Regions from separate parts of the Homo sapiens genome. Here all the other regions are linked to region 3. Evidence: chromatin loops called from intact Hi-C (ENCODE). Cell type or tissue: mammary epithelial cell. All regions are shown on one strand.

Region 1 (5,000 bases), 120 kb before region 3:
AGATTTTTTTGCCTTTTCTTACCTTAACACACAATAAAACAAATGATCCACAAAGAATAAACTATTTAATCTGACATGTAAGGTTTTAAATATGCAAACATTTCAATATGTAATAAAGCAAGTAATAAATGAAGTTTGGTGTACTTTATAGATTTTTACAATGCTTTTGAAGAAAATTTGGTTAGAAACATTGTTTACTATTTAACCAATTACATTCTGGAACCTATTTTTTTGTTTGTTTGTTTTTTAGTGAATCCCAATTCAGAAATATTAACATCACCACAAATGTCACAGTGTCATTATAAAGACCGCACACTGTACATTGTTTTGAAGTATAATAGACTGAATTTAGAAGTGATGGAAATTGTTTTTTTAAGGCTTATGGAGTTTTCCTGTTTCTTCAGGGAATGAAGTTTTAATGAAATGGAGTTTGTATTGTTCACTTAGGGAGTATCTATCTATTACCCAGGACTTTTCTGAATTAGTTAGGAAAACGTGAAATACAGGAATAGACAAATCCTCAGATCCCAGGGGCTTAATCCAAAAGGTTAAGATAGCATCTAATTTGCTGTGGGTTAGAAAGGGAGATGCAACCATCACTCTGCTCTGCATAGTCACTCAGAGGCCCAAGCTCCTTCCATCACATGGCTCCACCATCCTGTATCCTGGCAGACCTCAGCTAGAACTTACACATCTGGCCAGTGCATGGGTAAGAGCACAGCTGGAGCACAGATTGATCACATGGGAGGATATTATGGTCCAAACCTGGGAGTAATAGGCATGACTCCTCACCCCAACTTCATTCATCAGACCCCAGTCACAAGGCCCACCGTACTACATTGGAGGATGGAAAATGCAGTCTAAATGAATACCCGGAACAAAAGGGAATCAGATTTTATGACCTATATCAATGTGAGCCACACATTCACTATATGTATTGATAGTACTCCATATTTAAACCCAACTCTGCAATACGGAATAGAAAAACAAACAAATAACCTACATCTCCCAGGCTTCCCGCAATAAGGATATTGCATTGGAGGTCTACTCTTAGGTTTGGTGATTTTCTAGGAGGCATCACAGGACTCAGCATATAAGTTTTACCTCCAGCTATGATTTATTATGGATACAAGCAAAATCAGCAAGAGGAAACGGCCCATGTGGTGAAGTCCAGAGAAAACCAGGCTAAAATTTTGAAGAGTCTTCTCTCTTTGTAGTAAACACTTTTAATTCCTCCAGCCTCAAATTGTGACTACAAGACACTCAAGACACTCTTCGTTCCCCCAGCCTCAAATCATGACTACACACTTGAAATATTATCTACGCTAGTTCCATTGGAAATTCAATGCCCAGGGCTTGTATTGGAAGCCAGTTACATAGGACCCCTCTGCCCGGCATGCAGCAAAATTCCAGACTCCTAGAAGGAAAGCAGCAATTCAGCAAGTGAAGCAGACATTTTTCCTGACTCCTTCATGGACGGGAACTGGAGTGTGGGTGCTGGAGCTAGCTGGTCACTTCGGTGACAGCAGGGACAAACTTCACTTACTCAAACCCATTGCTTCAACCCCTTATGAGAGGCAGCATGCAGGTGAGTGGGCGCAGGAGGTGGGGTGAGTGCCTTTGGGCACCAGCAGGAACAAAACTCCATGCAGGGCCTGCGGCAGTATCTAGGGGGATACCCACCACCCTCGAAGCCCTGGAGGGCGTGTGTTACAGTGCTCTCTTTTGGCCTTGCTGTCCATGGATGGCTTAAGTGTTAAACAGTTCAGTGGGCCCTCTGCCTTTTCACATGAAGTGGTTGCTCTCCACCAGCAAGGCCAGAGAGTCACTGTGACAGCCTTTAGCATTCACATCCGTGGCAGCCAAGCTCTTATTCAGTGTCCAGGAAAAATCAGGTCGCATGAATGAACTGAAGGGTGGTGAATGGGGAGGATTTATTGTTGATGAAAGTGGCTCTCAGGAAGGAGAGCTGGAAAGGGGATGGAGTGGGAAGGTGTTCCTCCCCCAGACTCCGTTCAGAAGCAATGCCGTCAGGCAATCCCTCTGAAGTCAAGCTGCTTCTCTCCATCATCAAATTGTAGTCTCCAACGTCCAGCTGCTTATCCTCTTCTCCTCCACTCTCTGCAGGTGGAACCTGGGGTTTTTATGGCACAGGATATGGGGTGGGGCAGGCCATGGGTGGTTTTGGAAAAGGCAACATTCAAGCACATGGAAGCCAGTTACATAGGAACCCTCTGCCCGGCGCGCAGCAAAATTCCAGACTCCTGGAAGGAAAGCAGGAATTCAGCAAGTGAAGCAGAACATTTTCCCTGTCCCCTTCATGGACAGGAACTGGAGTGTGGGCGCTGGAGCTAGTTGGCCACTTCGGTGACGGCAGAGGCAAACTTCACTTACTCACTTCACTTACTTCACTAAAAATAGGAATGCATCTTCTCATTTTGGCCCACAGTTCCAGGCTTGAGAGTGGGGCCCTTGCCAGAGACCTGCCCTTTTCTGCCCAGAATTTCCCTGTCTAGTGTCTCTATCACGAGGACCATGTTGTTTAGGCAAGGTAAGCCCCTTGTATCAGTTTTGAGAATGTGAGTACCTACCCAAAATCCAGGTTACCAGATGCCAGCCAATGGAGAAGCATCTCGAGCCGCCATCTCTAAGGATAGTGTAACTGCCCAAAGGGTCCACTTTGCCCGCTACCTAGACAGAGCTGATTTATCAAAACAGGGGAATTCCAGTAGAGAAAGGGTAATTCACACAGACCTGGCTATGTGGGAGGCTGGAGCTTTATTATTACTCAAATCAGTCTCCCTGAGCATTCGTGGATCAGAGTTTTTAAGGATAACTTCGTGGGCGAGAGGAAGTCAGTGAGTCAAGAATGCCAATTGGTTTGGTCAGAGATGAAATCATACGGAGTTGAAGCTGTCCTCTTGTGCTGAGTCAGTTCCTGGGTGGGAGCCACAATATCAGATGAGCCAGTTTATTGACTTGAGTGGTGCCAGCTGATCCATCACGTATAGGGTCTGCAAAATACCTCAAGCACTGGTCTTAGGTTTCACAATAGTGATGTTATCCCCAGGAGCAATTCGGGTAGGGTCAGAATCTTGTGGCCTCTAGCTGCATGACTCCTAAACCGTAACTTCTCATCTTTTGGCTAATGTGTGAGTCCTAAAAAGGCAGTCTAGTCCCCAGGTAAGAAGGGGGTTTGTTTTGGGAAAGGGCCGTTATTGTCTTCGGTTTATACTATAAACTATAAACAAAGTTCCTCCCAGAGTTAGTTCAGCCTATGCTTAGGAATGAACAAGGACAGCTTGGAGGCTAGAAGTAAGATGGACTTGGTCAGGTCTGATTTCTTTCACTGTTTCAGTTATAATTTTGCAATGGCAGTTTCAATAGCAGTCTTGGGCCTGCTGTGTCTACTTTTTCTTCACAGATTAGCATATAATTTTGAGTGGCAAGTGTGAGAGTTTTTAATATGGAAGCTGAATACATGAGAAAATTGATGGCCATCATCTCCTTGCTCATTTTTTTTTTTTTTTTGATGTGAGTGGTAGAAACATGGCAACCCTTCTGAGACTAGCTGGGGAAGCTTCTCAGGTATGGCAGAGCCTATGAGAGTCTCTTCCCTGGATGACACAGAATCCTTTTCAGAATTGTCCTTAAAAGCTCAGATTAGAACCCCTTCCTCACTTCTGACAATTCTCTTTGATGTTCACTAATAACTCCCTTCCTACAGATATTAAGTGAATCTTGTGAATGAATGACTCTTGTTTCCTGCAATGAGAATTATATTAAATATTATAGCCACATTGCTTTGGAATAAAACAAAAAAGCATCAAATCACAAACAAGAAATCCCAAGGAATTGCAAATATAAAGAAATTGCACACATGTAAATATAAAAATTTATTTTGCCACTTCTATTTTAACATTGTGGGATTTTATTTTTAAAAACTTTGATACTTGGCTTCTCTTGAAAAATCAGACTGGTTGGCAACTTTAAGGAAAAAAGCAGAGTTTGACAATAAATATAAGAGAATTTATGAGGCATATTCATTAATCACTGATTATTCATCAGCTAAGATAATTAATTGATTATTGAATGCCTACCATTCCCAGACCCTGGTCTAGGAGCAGAGGTTAAAGTAAAGATAACAAGAGGGGCGGATGCTCCACTTGTATATATACATATACACATATATATGTATATATAAAAAAAAGAGCCTGGGGCCCTGAATGACTCTATGGAGCAGCAGCTGCAGCCCCCACTGTGCTGCCCTGGACAGTGAAATGCTGAGATCTTTACTGTGTTATGCTCCTGAGATAATACCAACCCCTAAGCCCAAGCACTGACATGTGATTTCAGTACCCAAATTGGCATTTTTATTTAGGATTCAACTGGTGTCAATGTATTTTGAAGCAGAGGTTGTACTGCGAAGTATGTCTAGATGCAACAAGTAGACCCTCTAGATAAAAAACTGGTAAAAAAAATTTTTTTGAATTATTAGCCAATAATTAAAAATTCAGAAATTTTACATGAAGTGTAAATGTCCAGTATCTTCTTATGGTTGGCAGAATTTTATTCTCTCTGACCTTTTCCCTCCACATCTCACCTTTGAAGATGTCACCTTATATGGCAAGAATGACTTTGCAGATATAATTAAGATTACTAATTAGGTGACCATGGAATAGGGAGATAACTCTGGCTTATCCAGGTGGGCTCAATGTCATCACAAAAGCCCTTAAAAGCAGAGCTTTCTCTTGGCTGAGAGAGGATGAGGAAATCAGAGAGATTTGAAGCATGAGAAGGATTAAATGTGTCCTTGCTGGCTTGAAGACGCAGAGGTCACGTGGAAAACATGAGAAGGACATTAATTTTGCCAACATCCTGAATAAGCTGGGAAGAAGATTCTTCCCCAAGGCCTTCAGTGAGGAATGCCACCTTGCCAATACCTTGATTTCTGCCTTGCAAGACCCTAGAGGGAGAACCCAGCCTGGCAAAGCTGTTGA
Region 2 (5,000 bases), 160 kb before region 3:
AGTGATGCCTGCTATTTCTAGGCTTGGGTCCTAAAACTTTCCATGGGGCCACCCCCCACCCCATGCTTTACTGCCTCCTTGCCCTCTTCTCTTATCTATGGCTGGTGGGTGGAAGGAGCTTTCTTACCTCCCCAGAACCAGGAAGAAAGCAGCACCTCCCAAAACCCTCAGACTAGGAATAGTAACAGTGGACTAATGGGTGAATGAGACACAAACAAACCAAAACAAGTTTTATCGTATCGAGCCATTGTCATCTTGACGTTGTGAATACTAAGGTTTAGATTCCCTGACTAATACAATAGATTATCTTTGCTGCTATTTTAAGCACATTTCAAATAATTGATTCACTTAAATTTCACACCCCTCCTATGAGGTAGAAAATATGGTGCCTCTCATTTTATGGTGGAGAAACTGAGTCATGGAGAAGTGAAGACACCTGCCTGAGGTTCTGATGCCCGTCAATAGTGGGGCAGAGTACATGATTCAGAGCTAATGGTGCTTCCCTGTCTTGCTACACACTTTGCTCTTGCCATCGTATTGTTTTTTGCTCATTTTAATGACTTCCTATTTACTTCTGCATCTTATGCAGAGTATGAAGCCCTGAGGGCTGAGACCACATCTGCCTGGTTTTCTGTGGCAGCTGCAGCATCAACACTGGCTCTTCGAAGAGTAGCAGCTGATGAACATTACTCCGGCAAACAATTTTCTCTGCTAGGTGAGTGGTTCCAGAAGAATATCAGGGAATCTGCCTCTCCTTCTCTGAAAACTGCACAGAACAATGAGCGAAAATAAGGCTCTGTTTTGAAGGAAACTTTGTCATTTATCCATATCTGCGCATTGATACAGAAATCGGATTTTTTTCACCCTGAATTACTTTTCTAATTGTGCATTTCTTTACCTATGGTTAAGCATGCCATTTACAACTAGGGTTTTTTCCTTGGATTGGTATGCAAATCCACTTGATCTACATTGTAAGTTGGTTTTAAATTAATTTTTTTCATTGATATCTGGAATATTCAACTAAAAGATTCTAGTCTTGTTATTTCATACCCGTCTACTCCATTTGCCCAGAAGCAAGTGTGACAAAGAAGTAGAGTTTAATCATCTTATTAAATGATTGCTAGCCGGCTCCTTTACTTAACAGCTACTCTGGTCTTCTTAACAAGTTACTAATTTCATAGTAGGAATAGAGTTTTCAAATATATAACTAACGATTTGTCTACATTTAATTCTGTTTGACTTTTTCCAAAAGTATGAAGTTATATTTGTAAGAGCTTTGAGAGGACTTGGGCAATAATTTGATGTCTCCAAAAGATTCGGATGCTGTATTGCAATTAGATTATTTCCCTAGATTTGACATCCTCATTTAGGCTTCACGGTCATGTGCAACTTTCTAGTTAAAGTCACTTCCCTGTAACGTTCAGAATGATCAATATGAAGCCATCCCTTTATAAGAATCGTGCCCCACTGGACTGACTTATGCAGTTCCAAAGGAGGGGTTTTGGCTTGCTGCATAGGATTTTTCTGGAAATACTTCCAGGAAAAAAAAAGCATTTTGCCCACAGAAGTCACCCCCAAGATTATCTGTTAGAATCAGCTGTTTTATTCTGAAAATATTTATTGAATTTTATCTGTGTGCCAGGAACTGGATAAATGCAAAGGAAGGAGGGGAGAGTGTGTCAGACGGGGACCCTGCCCTACTGGAGCACACGCATCACCACCTGGGTTAGGACGGCCTCACCCGTCCCCTGGACCTTCACCTTATGTCCCAGAGAGGAGACATCTGCTAGAGCAAAGAAAATTCATTGTCATATAAAACAAACAAGAAAACACACACACACATGTGCACACACACATACAGAAAGCAAATAAAACATTGTTAGATGATGTAAATTGTCATATCAGTGTGTGCAGTGGTACCTATAAAACTGTTATGTGGCTGGGCGTGGTGGTTCATACCTGTAATTCCAGCACTATGGGAGGCCGAGGTGGGGAGATCACAAGGTCAAGTGATCAAGACCATCCTGGCCAACATGGTGAAACCCCGTCTCTACTAAAAATACAAAAATATTTAGTAGTAGGGTGTGGTGGCGTGCGCCTATAATTCCAGCTACTTGGAGACTGAGGCAGGAGAATCTCTTGAACCTGGGAGACGAAGGTTGCAGTTTGAGCTGAGATCATGCCACTGCACTCCAGCATGGTGACTCTGTCTCAAAAAAAAAAAATGTTATGTACACAGGCACAAAAACTCAGTAATTCCATTCTGATGAATCCATCCTAAACTACTAAAGCAGAACAGCACAAAGATGCATGCATGAGAGACAGTTAGGAGGGAGGGCTCAGGAGCCAGAAACACCTTAGTCTAAATCCTTGTTTGAGCAGAGGTTACCTGACTCACCATGTAAAAACCCTATGTCTGAGTCCCTGTAATCTCGCCAATAAAATGGGGAAAGTCATATTGCCAACTCCTAGGGTTTTGCACAGGTTAAGTACATTTTATGAGTGTGGTGAGCCGGAGCACCTCCTTATTAAGATTAACCCCACGTAGAGGGGAACATGTTTCCCCCACATATCTACAGCATCTGGTACAAATTTGTGGATGCCTTCAGATCACTGGGGCAATCATGTGCTTTCTGGACAGTGGCTCCTAAAAGCCAATATGGTCATTGCCCTGAGCTGTCACTGCACATGCAGACCAACCAGCCACATCGCCAGGGGCTTGCTGACATTACTGAACTTGGATACAACTCCACACCACCTGGAGAGTCTGGAGTATAATCAGGCATCCTCAGAAGCATAAAAAGAAGTGGGTTGTTGCAACCAGAAACTGTGCAGGGGTGACACCTTATGTGTAAACTCAACCAATGGGGAATAGCCAATAGAAAAAAGCCACCTTATTTTCCCCCATGACTTACTCCTTGTGACAGGATTTCCCCTTGAAGCCAGTCTGCAGAAGGCATTGGCGCCAAGTACCCTGGCCAGTGGCCCACTGTGTGTCACCACTAGTCATCATAAAACAGTAGATATCACAGGCCCTCATTCCTCAATGTGGCCTCACCTCTTCAACTTCCTATGTTCTCATCCCCATTGCTGTGGGCGTACAGCTCACCCAGGAGGCATTAGACTTACAAATCCTGGACTTCAGCTTGGTTGTGGCATGCATGACTTAATAGGAATGAGGAGAGAGAGAAGTGGATTGATCATGGGTTGAAGTAGTCAGAAAAGGCCTCATGCAGAAGTCAAGGACTAAGCAGGACTATGACAGACAGTCATAGGACAGGAAAGGCTCTAATCTTGGCAGAAGAAGAGCATGAGCATGGCACTGAGTCTTGAGTGAGCATGGTCAGATAACAGTACAAGCCACAAACCAATGACTATTGCAGGGAAGCAACAAGAAACAAAGCTGGGAGCTTTGAGGCAACAGGAGATGTTTTACTCCATGCTTGAGCCCTTCAGACAGCAGGGGTGAGGGTCATTGTGACATTGAGCAGGAGAGTAAAAGTACAAATGTCCTGTTTAGGAATATGAGTAGGCCCACCAAGTCAATGAATGGGATGATGGTGGTGGATTCTAGGGGAGAGATTCACAGCACTTGCTGGAGTCCCAGGAGAGTCCATGGTGGGGACTGGACAGGTGTGATGCTCCCAATTAAGTGGCTCTTCCCTGGTTTCTCTATTCTTCTTCAGAGACGGTTTTTCAGCTCAGCACTATTGACATATGGAGTGGATGATTCTTTGCTGTGGGGCTGCTCTGTGCAATGTAGCATGTTTCATCATGCTGGCTTCAACCCACTAGATGTCCTGCCACCAGCTGGGACAAAGAAAAATACCTCTGAAATTGTCAAATGCCCCCTGGGGGGACAACATTGCACCAGATTAAGAACCACGGCTTGGAGACATTTTTTTCTTCTCAAATCTTTCATTAGAACTTTGCACCTCTTTGCCCTGAGAGCCATAGCACCTTTTTTATTGGTCGTCGAGGACAGCGTGATGCAGGGAAGGAGCCCACACTCTGCATCCTCACATAGGCCTTAAGAATATCTCACTCTCCTCTTCTCCAGGAGGTGAGAAACCTTTGCTGTTCATTTTTCACAAAGAGGCCTCAGCCCAGAGCAGGATTGAGGGCCACGTGCAGAGATGAAGCACTGCGGTAGGCAGTGTTGAGGGAAGCAGGCAACAATGCTCTGTCATTGCCGTTGCGCTCCCTCACGTGCAGAGCTCCTTAGACTGTGACTGAGGAATAGCTGTGGGGCATTGAACCTGCTGTGCCATGACTCTGACCTAGTGATTAATGGAGCCCCACGATCTGCACATTTCACATTAGCAACACGCCTTCCATGGAGGTGCGACTCTTGACGGATGCATCTTGCTTTCTGAGGTGCGGGCTGGTCGCCCTGGAGTTAATGAGGTGGCGATACACAGCCTGACATTGTGATCATGGGACAAGACTCTGTCCTCATGAATGAAATGATTATTCATGTTTTGCTAATTATTAATTCAAATGTTAACTAGCACTAAACAGAAGCCTGTGCCATCTGGGGGGAAAAATTGTCTTTATTGCTGTTAGAGCAGAAATCCTGTTTGGTTTACTAAATATATATATATTTAGTATAATAATGTATATGTAGCACTATGTAGATATATGGTATAGTATATATATGCACACACTGATAGTATATATATATACATACAGCATGTGTATATATACTATTATACCATACTGTATATATAATATAGTATTTATACTATATATGCATGTTTTATTTATATATACATATATATACACACACACAGTATATATGTAGTATAAATACAGTCATTCATATATTTATACACATACTGGCTTCCAGATATTGTGATATTATACATCCCACATCCTGGAAGGGTTTTGATACTACAGAGACTCTTGTGGGTCGAATTGTAAATGGAAAGAGTTGGAAATTCCAGCCACAATCCAAGCTGGACACAACCCTCCTTGGGTGGTTGAAATAAAGAGACATT
Region 3 (5,000 bases):
GTAATATATATCATCAATATTTTTTCCTGTTTATTATTTGTCTTTTTATGTTCCTCATAATGGATTATTTTTGCCATGAAAGTAAAATATATATATATAGAGAGAGAGTCAAGTTTTTAATTTTTCAGTTACATGTGGAACTTGGTCATAGTTGAAAAAATTTTACCTAGACCCAGATGATATAGGAATTCACCCTTTTTTTCTTTCCATTTCAGTCTAATCCATTTGGAGGATCATCTAGTGCATGGTGTAAGGAATGCATAAAATTATAACTCTTTGAACAAATAACTATAATTTATTCCAACACCATTTATTAAAAAGTCTCTATTTTGCCCCCTTGAATTGAATACTGTGGTAACCATATACTAGATGTTTATATGCAGTTATGGCTATTTTGAGACTCCCTGTCCTGTCCCATTGATCAGGTTGTTTCTGCACCAGATCCTCACTGCCCCCTTTGATTTAGTACCTGGCATGACTAGTTCCCTTCCAGACTTGCATTTCGGACTTTCCTGGTTATTCTGGTTTATTTCTTTTGCTATATAAATTTTAATATCAGCTTGTATAGCTCCAAGAAAATGTTCATTACAATTTTTATTGAGGTGGCATTAAAGTTATACATTAAGTCAGAGAGAATTGAAATATCAGTGATGTAAAGATGCCCTATCTAGAACAAGGAAGAACATAGCTATTCAAACCTCCTCTTATCTTCAGGAGAGTTTTATACTTTTCTGCTTGTTGGCTTCAAACATTTCTGGTGTATTTATCCTTAAATGTATTGTTTGTTTCTTGTTGCCGTAATAAATGAGATCCATGGATTCATTTTATCTTCTAACTGGTGAATATTTGTGTCTACAAATGCTATTGATTTTTGTATGTTAATGTTGTACATTGCTGTCTTGCTGAAATCCTGTAGTGTTTTTGTTAGTTTTATCATTGATCCTCTAGATGTATGATCAGGTTCTCTGCTTATGGAGTTTTATATCTTCATCTCAGTCTTTATGTCCAAATTGTTTCCTTTTGTCTAATTGCCCTAACTAGTTCCTCAAGAACATTGTGAAATAATAGTGAAATTTGTTCATATTCTTGCTTTGTTAATGATCTTGGTGGAGGTCCTTCTAGGGTCCCCTCATTATGTAAACTATTGGCTTTTAATATTAAAGTCTATGGCTGGGCGCGGTGGCTCATGTTTGTAATCACAGCACTTCGGTAGGCCAAGGCAGGTGGATCACGAGGTCAGGAGTTCAAGACCAGCCAGGCCAACATGGTGAAACCCTGTCTCTACTAAAAATAAAAAAATTAGTCAGGTGTGGTGGTGCGCACCTGTAGTCCCAGCTACTTGGGAGGCTGAGGCAGGAGAATCGCTTGAACCCGGGAGGCAGAGATTGCAGTGAGCCAAGATCACACCACTGCACTCCAGCCTGCATGACAGAGCGAGACTCTGTCTCAAAAAAAAAAAAAAATTAAAGTCTATACCCACCATTTTTATTTTCTCAACATTTTTTTGGTCAATGATGTGTGTTTTTCAGCATTTATTAAGATAACCATTCTCTCTTTCTTCTCTTCCCACACCCACCCTTCCATCAGCCTGTCCGTCAGTTTCACACCTTCCAGGGGTTGAATAAGAGAGAAAAGAGGGAGGGGACAGTAAAGATCCTAGAGGCATCACTAACTTCCCAAGCTGGCTTTACTCTCTGGCCTTAGTAGAGGCTGCTGCTTTCTCTTATGGGTACTTTCACATATTTCTCAATGGTTCCCTGCTGGACCCCAGTGATAATTCCTCTGGTTCAGGAATAATTTGCTTTTACTGCCCCCAATTCCTTGCCTGCTTCTATTCATCCTGCCAACCACCCCACATAGATGCTCGCTCACAAAGGCTCCAGCTTGGTTTTCCATGCTGCATGTGTAGGGTGACATCCATTCCAGTTTTCCCAAAACTGTCTCAGGCAATTTCTGGTGTCTTGGCATAATTATTAATATTCTCCTGTTCACTTTCAAAAGTCTCCCTATTTGGGCAATAAGAGACCTAGCTTCCTTAGAACTGGGCACACCTGGAGTACAGGTACACATGGCCTTCTTAGTTTTGGGGCACTCTGAGCACCCAGGTCTCTCCTCACAGAGCAGCCCCCAGACAGCTCTGCCACCAGACAGGTAACGAGGCCTCCTTAAGACCTGCATATCTCTGGGGCAGGGATCATATCACAATCCATGGTGTCTTCCTGTTTCGAGCTCTTCAAGGGTCCATCAAGCAGTAAATAAAGCAAGTAGCATCTCCCCTTTCTCCCCACTTTAGGAACTACAGAGCTCATCGAGGAGTTGTTTGTTTTTTTCTTTACAATCTCCTCCATTTTTTTACAATGGCATCTGGATATTGGCCCCTAGGTTGTGTCCATCTTCACAGCAGCCTGGGACACATTAGCATTTAAAAGCATACCAGAGCCAGATTCAAATTTTTACGCATCCAACTGTTTCCAACATAGCTGGTATTTAACCATTTAGAACTGTCCTGCTTTGTATACGTTGCAAACTGCATCCAACATCTGCTAGTCATAGATAACGACAAACTTAGGAGCTCTAAAGCCCACCAGATGGCTCTTGCCCTTTGGAGGTCTCTGACCCAGAGACTCCCTACTGGGCTGCAGGACAACATCACCTGGACAGGTGAGTCTCACCTAACCCAGGAGTTCCCTTCTCCTCCTTTTTATCTGGGTGATGGGCCACACACCACAGCCTCTGGACCAGCTGGTGCTGTGAGGGACCTCCTCTGTCTGTAGCTATGCTAGAGTTCAGTGGATAACCACGGGTGCGCTCCTGCCACCTGGTGGTAATATCTCCTCTCTTTTGAAACCCATGATTTCCCCATCTGCTCCCTCCTCCTGACATTTTTTATGTTTTTAAAAAGGTTGAAGAGCATTAGGCATTATTGAACAAATTTTCAGACATTCCTTTGAAAATCTGCATTTTGGTCTGTTACTTTATTTTGAAAATCCTGATGTTTGGCCAAAACTTCCTGCTCCACCTGTGTTGAGCATCTTCTATAGAGCGTATTGCAACATCACAAGTGCATTTATTAGCTGGAATGAATACTTAATCCGTGGGTGAGGTGTTACCCTGGGATCTCATTTAATACTAACAACAAGGAAATCTATGAACATGTACTTAGGCTCTAAAAGTGTTAAAGGAAAATAAGTAAATCCTGAAAGCAGGCTGAGACTCCTGGGGATTTTTACCATCACTCATTGACAGCTAAAGATTTGATAGTGATGTGAAAGGAAGAATGGTTTGATTTTACAAATGTCTGCTTGTAGCTTTTCTGTTTTCTTTGTTGTATCTTGGTAACTTTCATCCCTCATGAGGCATAGTTATTACAGGGAACATCTTATGTATGCAACAAAACCCTTTGCACCATATACTTTAGAGTTATTCTAAGAGGTTTTCAAGGGCAATTTTACTACACGCCGTATTCCACTTGTATTCTGAATTTAGAAAACTTGTGTAAGGTACAAGAGTAGGAAACATGCCAGAAAAGAGAAAAAAGAAAGTAAAATGTTACACCTGTGCCCAGAAGACTTAAGTGCTGAGAGGGGAGCTGGGCTGTCATTGAAGTTTTGTTCTAATCCCAGTCTAAAATGACTCATTGTGGTTGGCACACATGAAGATGCCAGTGTACTGAGAGGTAAGGAGCAAAGGGGAAGATGGTGATACAAGATGAAAGAACAAGTCAGCTCATGCCCCGAGGCTGGTGTTTGAATTTTGTTCTAATCAAAAGGAGAAGGCTCTGGAGGGTTTCAAGCGGAGGAGAGATGATGCTTGATTTATTTTTCTAAGTGATCCCTCCAGCAACTCCACGGAGAATGTATTGTGGGACTTAAATATCAGTGATCAGATGGATGTATTGAAAACCATGGAAGGGCCAGGGGTAGTGGCTCACACCTGTAATTCCAGCACTTTGGGATGCCGAGGCAGGTGGATCATGGGGTCAGGAGATCCAGACCATTCTGGCTAACATGGTGAAACCCTGTCTCTGCTAAACATACAAAAACTAGCTGGGCTTGGGGGCAGGTGCCTGTAGTCCCAGTTACTTGGGAGGCTGAGGCAGGAGAATGGCGTGAACCCAGAAGGCAGAGCTTGCAGTGAGCTAAGATCACGCCACTGCACTCCAGCCTGGGTGACAGAGCGAGACGCCATTTCAAAAACAAAACAAAAAAAAAAAAAAACATGGAAGACAGTTGAGAGATGTGGACTCAAGTCAAGTCAAGATAAGGGTTTCTTTCTAAGCTTTGCCTTCCGTTCCCCTTCTTAACCTGTGGACAGCCAGGCACTGCCGTGATGAATGTGAATTTTAAGCACTAATGTTCTAATGAAATACATACACTAATCAGCACTGTAGAATTGAAGATCAGGTCTTCAGGTAGAAGTAATTGAAGGCTGCATTCAACCCCCAAGCTATCGATCTGACTGCCAGGCAAACTACACTATCAGATTGAAAGAAATATCCAGAAGCTAATTGCTGGAGTCGTGAATCTCTACACAGTTATTAGACTCACAATGAAACCTCATGAGAAAAAATATATTAATGTGGCTCCAAAAAAGTTGCCTGGTTTCTATTTACTTTTCATTGTTCAAATAAAAGACTGTCTCTGAAATGAAGAAACTGAAATAAATGTGTTGACTTAGCCCTGGCTGCCCATCTACTACACTATCACACACACAAATGCAACATGAGCATAAAAGGATCCTGGAAACAGCATAGAAAAAACTCAGCAATGCCAAAGTCTCAGTAACATACCCCAATCCCCAGAGATACCTCAGCATGGGAAAAGACACAGAAAAGAAGGCAATGTTTATTGTTAAGCAAGTGCTGCAATTGAGTCCCAGAAATTCAGACATTTCTCCAAACTTCCTGGAAATTCCTGCTATAAACAGTTCTTTTAGGATAGCAGGCCTGCAATCTCAGTTTCCTACTCTCAGAACTTTTCCTTCCAGTATGTTCTTGTTTC

The links. Peaks named below come from ENCODE experiments on the same cell type or tissue, not always from the same donor. Only the 100,000 strongest peaks of a DNase experiment are listed, where the experiment ranks them.
Region 1: a loop joins it to region 3, with 4 times the contacts of the local background. A loop is called at or near these places in 2 of 110 quality-filtered maps.
Region 2: a loop joins it to region 3, with 6 times the contacts of the local background. A loop is called at or near these places in 7 of 110 quality-filtered maps.

What each region holds. Positions count from the first base shown.
Region 1 is chr12:127,228,950-127,233,949 of GRCh38, reverse strand. No RefSeq gene overlaps it. Among named protein-coding and RNA genes, the nearest start is that of LINC02376, 53 kb to the left of the region's middle. In mammary epithelial cell, no CTCF peak of the experiment used is centred here; a DNase peak (open chromatin) is centred at 2,919; H3K27ac peaks cover 3,039 bases.
Region 2 is chr12:127,271,164-127,276,163 of GRCh38, reverse strand. LINC02376 (long intergenic non-protein coding RNA 2376) reads left to right here. Exons shown (of 4, transcript NR_146537.1): 3 at 590-715; 4 at 1,643-1,893. Among named protein-coding and RNA genes, the nearest start is that of LINC02376, 11 kb to the left of the region's middle. In mammary epithelial cell, no CTCF peak of the experiment used is centred here; DNase peaks (open chromatin) are centred at 2,383 and 3,103; H3K27ac peaks cover 2,773 bases.
Region 3 is chr12:127,106,610-127,111,609 of GRCh38, reverse strand. The region is part of intron 1 of LOC107984449; the gene reads right to left. Among named protein-coding and RNA genes, the nearest start is that of LINC02405, 49 kb to the right of the region's middle. In mammary epithelial cell, a CTCF peak has its summit at 2,821 (motif pointing left); DNase peaks (open chromatin) are centred at 2,809 and 3,669; H3K27ac peaks cover 1,088 bases.